Linked DNA regions of Mus musculus: region 2 is linked to region 1. A link is a contact called in ENCODE Hi-C or POLR2A ChIA-PET data. All regions are on one chromosome and are shown on one strand. The core of a region is the stretch at or near the end of the contact, and the rest is flanking DNA. Distances in the headings are between cores, read along the strand shown.

What was found. A loop is a pair of places that touch in the nucleus more often than their neighbours do. ChIA-PET counts read pairs that join two places held with the same protein, here RNA polymerase II (POLR2A).
Region 2: a loop to region 1 is called in a map of heart, with 2.7 times the contacts of the local background. The contact joins two enhancer-like sites. A Hi-C loop is called at or near these places in 6 of 37 maps with a recorded cell type or tissue (Patski, heart and left cerebral cortex). POLR2A ChIA-PET finds 5 or more read pairs at or near these places in 1 of 5 experiments (Patski).

What each region holds. Positions count from the first base shown.
Region 1 is chr3:21,823,116-21,825,815 of GRCm38, forward strand. No RefSeq gene overlaps it. Among named protein-coding and RNA genes, the nearest start is that of 7530428D23Rik, 24 kb to the left of the region's middle. Within about 2 kb of position 1,421, at least 1 of the 3 ENCODE cell types and tissues checked has a DNase peak (open chromatin) inside an H3K27ac peak, as active enhancers do; it is heart, where a contact is called at or near this core.
Region 2 is chr3:21,933,565-21,936,264 of GRCm38, forward strand. All of the region lies in intron 3 of Gm31813 (a long non-coding RNA gene), which reads right to left. Among named protein-coding and RNA genes, the nearest start is that of Gm31813, 29 kb to the right of the region's middle. Within about 2 kb of position 1,312, at least 1 of the 3 ENCODE cell types and tissues checked has a DNase peak (open chromatin) inside an H3K27ac peak, as active enhancers do; it is heart, where a contact is called at or near this core.

The sequences.
Region 1 (2,700 bases), core at 171-2,670:
AGCATCTAAGCACTACGTAAGGAGTAATGAGCACAGATCGAATGGTACCTTTTGTTGACTCATGGGAACAGGACAGCAGAGAGTGACGAGCCCTAAACACCCTATTTTCCAACTCATTTTGAGGTTGTTTTTGGAAGGATAATGAGCAAATTGTTTAGTGGTTACTTCTGGTGTATTGCCCTGCCCTTCTGTGCCACAATGTTTTCTCTCAATTGTTCTTCAAGGTGGGGACAGGGGACAATTCTAGACATTATTTTTCCTTCCTACCTTTTTCATCTCTGCTTTAGAATATGAACCAAATCCACAGCATACCAACAAGTTTCTGTGGCTTAATAAAAACAGAGCTTCTACGTCATTGTGACTGGCTCAGCCGAGCAAGCTAACTCACAGGATTGCTCAGAAGCTGCCGACCCTATTCTTACCAGACTCATGGTGTCCTGGAGGTTGGGAAAGCTCCAAATTCATGCCAGCATGATGACTTCGCTGGGTACTTGGCATTAAGCCTGAGGGACCTGAGTTTGATCCCTGAGACTCACACAGTAGAAGGAGAGAATGGGTTCCCACAAATTGTCCTCTGATCTCCACACTGGAGACATGCTCCACCCTGACTGCCACACACACATGCACACAGACAAAGATAAATACAAATTTAATAACTGTTTTAAAGACGCAATACATTGCTCAGTTCTGCTTATATTACAAACAAATGCATAATAGTAACTACCATAGCAAAATGAGTTGACGAGTGCATGTGCACACATATGTGTGCACATGAACATGCGTGTGTGCACAGGTGTGCAAAGACATGTGTTGTTGTGCAGACCAGAGATCAGGTATCTTGCTCTATTGCCCACTGTCTTATACTTTTGAGACTGGGTCTCTCACTGAACATGGAATTCATGGGACAGGCTATGCTGGCTGCCAGAGAAGGTCCTCTCTGTCTTTCTAAGTGCTGGCATCACAGATGTTTGCTGTTGCCAGCCTTGACTTTACATGGTCCTGTGGATGTGAATTCAGGTCCTCCTGTTAGCATGGCAAGCACTTTACCAGCAGTCATGTCCTCAGCCCTTTTCCACACTGGAAGTGTAGATTGACAGTCCTCTAAGGAAGCCTAGTCATAGACAGTACACAAAGGCTTAGAAAGCACAGACCTTCCCTGCAGTCACACAGCCACCAGGAAAGGGAAGGCCTCCTCATTCCCAGCTAAATGTTTATTCATGAGGTGAGTCTGCGGCTTTCCAGAGTTCTCTGCACCCGGCTGCGTAAAGAGGCACAACATCATTTCCAGCTCAGGAGAAAGCGATAGCAGCTTCCCCTGAGAGACTCTGTACTGGAAAGTGTTTCAGGAACAATTGCATGACTGACAATATTTGGTAAGCTGGCCAATTGTCACATTGGAAAAACAAAATGAAGAGGTCCTAAAAGCTTCCTGGCTTCCTTTGGAGCACTGACCATGCAAATCACGTCATAGAAATTCTGAGCACTGCGAGTGAAGAGCCAGTCCTACCACCATGGCCACACAACCACAATGGTCTTGATCACCATGCAGCCCTGCCTGTGCCAGGATGACAGCCTAGTTCAGGAGAAGCTGGTGCTGCTGCCAGCTGCCATTGCCTAGGCAAAGATGTGTCAGCAAGTAAGAAAGACTAGTCAGCGTGTAGCAGAGGTGGAAGAACAAGACTGCATGTGAACAGCAGCTGGGAGGTTGCCTGCTCTTCCTAACACAAAGGCGACACTATAGAAAAATGAAATCATGTGAATTTTTATGGAAGTCATTAAACACAAACAGGAAGAATCTCTGGTCTTTATAAGACCCCCAGTCTGTTTTCTGTGGAGGCCATATAATCAGAAAGAGCCTGGACAGTGGGTAGGATACAGAAGCAGTCGATAATAGACGCTTTTATCTTTAAATGTTATATGAAAATTTCTACCAATAGACAGCTGGGTCAGAAACTCCATTTGGTCCAACCTGAAAGAGGAAGCATCGAGCATGATTCATGTCCTCCAGTGTGGCAATAGTTTAGATGGTGTGGGGACCAATATACACATTAAAATTGGTTTCCTGTCCATTGGTGATTCGGATGCAGTCCTATTTATTTAAATAGAAAAGAAAGCAACTAGCTTACAGAAAATTATTGACCGGATGGAGTACAGGTGGTGTGTTGCTTTAGAAAAATACAAAGTTGATTCTAAATCAACTGAATTTGGAGAAACCTTGGCATGCTGGTTTCAGGCATAAGAGCTTCAGTTTGGATCCTGGACCTACTCTGCTGTAAGAGGGTAAAGTTTAACTCTGATCTGTTACCTATGAATGAGGATAGTGTCTCCAAAGAGCATGACAGAGTTTAACTGAATGACATGAAGAACTAAGTGCTCACAAAGTACTAAGTGCTCACAGCTCCAAGCCCCAACACATGAGAAGTAGGCCAGATCTACCAACTGTACTTAACAGATGCCCCTTAGAGAAGCACCATGATCAAATGCTAGACAGAGGAGGCCACTTTTGCCAATTGTGGTCTTGCTGTGCCACTCTAGGTACAACACTCTAAAGAACAGCTACCCACAGCTGCTCTGAAGTTAGTCACAGTGCTCGGTACTAGTGGCACCAGACTGTCGTATGAAGCTGATAATGCTCTCTAAAGTAGGTATCCCCAGGCCGAAAATTATGAGCTAGTCATTCCTGTTCCCAGCACATAACTG
Region 2 (2,700 bases), core at 62-2,561, 110 kb after region 1:
GCATGATTTAAATAAATCTTATTTATTTCAAGGAATTTAGATGAGATCCCAGAATGGTTCCTGGGCACCTTATGACAGGATTACAATGGATAAGATTAACATAAACCCTGAGTTACTGGGATATTAGAAGAAAGGATATTTCCACTGCAAACCAAATTAACATCTTTTACTTCTAGAAATGTATTATCATATATCTCCACGATATATGTATAAAGGTTCACATCCCAGGCTGTGCATGTATAGGTAAAAGAAGAAGTCCGGAGTTGGTTCTCTCCTTCCACATGGGTTCTGGGGATGGAACTCAGATCTCCAGGCTTGCAAAGCCCCACCCCCACGTCGCTACCCACTGAGCTGTCTCACCAGCTTTAACAGTCTTGTTTGTAAGCGTTCCAAACAATATTCTGTAGAGAAAAATCAAGCCATCCTCAAGATAATGTAAGCTTAGGACTTAAGCATGATTCATTGCTAATTTGGCAAAGTATTTCTATGTGAAAAGAATCTTTGGGGTGGGGAGAGGGCTCGGTCAGTATAGCACTTGCCTCACAAGTGTGAGGACCTGAGCTTGATTCCCTAGAACCTACACAGAAAGTCAGGCATTACCATGAAACCTGCAGGATGGCAAAATGGGAGGTAGGAGCAGGCAGGTGGGCGGACCCTCTGGCCATCTAACCTGGCCTACTTCAGGGAGCAGACCAGAAGCTAGAGGTAGGACGCAAGTGCCTTTGCTGCATTTGCTGAAGACCAGAGATGAGTCCCTAGTACCTATATCTGGGAGCTTTCAACCACTGAAAACTCCAGCTTCAGTCGATCAAACATCTTCTCCTGACCACAATAGACCCTTGCACATACATACATACATACATACATACATACATACATACATACATACATAGAAACACCCATACACAAAAACAACAAAAAACCTGAGAAACCCCCATCTCAAGCAAAAACTGGGGATCACCTGGTGAAGAAGGACACTTGAGGTTGCCCTGTGACCTTCACATGTTGGGCCTTCAGACACATACACAGGAATATTGTTTGTATGACAGCAACTTTCACAGCAAATTTTAACTTTAAAAAGAAAAAAAATCTTGCTTTCGGCTGGCTAGAGGTTTCAACTAGGCCCCAAAATGAGGGTTCATTTTCTTCCTGACCCCATAAGTTCCACTTTTCTGCACGTCTCACCATTTCAGACACTTCTAGGGAGGGCTATCAGGGGGCCATCTTGGAGATTTTTTTGCCCTGACTCCTAGCTTTGTGCATCCCAGCTGTGGCTGGATTTGAGAAATGGCAGCTTCAGATTGCTCTCTGTCAAAGCATTTAGGGGGAAGTTGCCCTAAGGTTCTGAAAGGACTGGCTGCAGGAAGAGAAACCCTTACTAGTGAGAGGCTGTCTGCTCTGCTTCCTCCAGGGGAAACTTAAGGACTTTAGATCAGGCAGCTCCCTGCCGGGAGCAAGGGGGGGCGGGGGGGGGGGGGTGAGATCAGGCGAAGGAGGGCCAGCCCTTCCCCTTGTCATTCTCCAAATTAGGGCTGGCTGCCATTATTTTTTTTCCAATTAAAAATACTGAAGAGAACTTAAAGGAGACCAGTCCTGTGTCTGTAAATAAATAGCCTGTTTGGCTATTCAGAAAAGGCACCATGTTGCGTGAGTTATTGGATGTATTGTCTTTAATATGTGAATGTGTTCTCTAAAACAAAGTGGCAGCCATCTATACAATTAATTAGTATCAAAGCTCCTTTCATGTACCCTTCACAGCAAGGGGGAGAGAAGTAAACTACTTAAACGAATAAACTTTTAAAAAGAAAGAAAGAAACCTAAATAAATAAATAAACCCCTCACTCTAGGCAAAGTAACCCCCGGAACTTATGATAAAGAGATCTTAATTAACCCCAAATCCATCTACTCTTCTCTGCTCCAGAACCGAAACAGAATGCTAAGGCAATTTACTCGGAGAGCAGTTTTGCACCATAAATCTGGGCCATGTTTTTCTGTGCGTTTGCCCTGCAGTAAGCTTAAAGAGAAACTCAACCACCAAACAGCCTTGGAGGCAAAGCAAAGCCCTAATCACCCGCAATGGTGATTGCATAACACCCGCCTCCCAACCCCCACTCCTAAGCATCAAGAGGCAGGCTTTGGCTTCTGGTTAGAGCACATGCCTTTCTTTTTTTTGCCTGTGTGAGAATCATTGAAAATGCTCTTTAAGGACCAAAAGTCAGGGCACGTGTGTTTTCAGAAGAAATGGAGGTCACTTGAGGGTGACTTCTGAGTACATCCCCCAAGCCAAAATGAATCTGTATCGATATCTAAAGTGCATCTGCTTTTAGAGCAGAAGCCACCATCTGTTCCTAATTGGTGCCCTGGAGGTACTCCCTGTGGAAAAAAAGGGCCTGGCCGCAGCAGCCGCGCCTCCCCGGGGCTGCAGACTCCGCTCGGGGCCTTGCTGGTGCAATCGAGTGCTCCTCTCTTAGATAATGCCAGGTATTCTGGAAAGTAGCCGTGTAATAATACACAAACCCCTGATGATGTCAGCGTGTTATTGACTTTCCAAGTCTGAATGACTGAGCAGAGGAGAGGGGGGGTGGGGCGCCATCCATCCGGCGGCGCAGAGACCAGCCGAGCGAAAATGGGCTCACAGTCCAGCGGGGGAGGGGAGGCGCGGCGGCTGCCTGGCCAGGCTGGATGGATCTCAGCCGCATC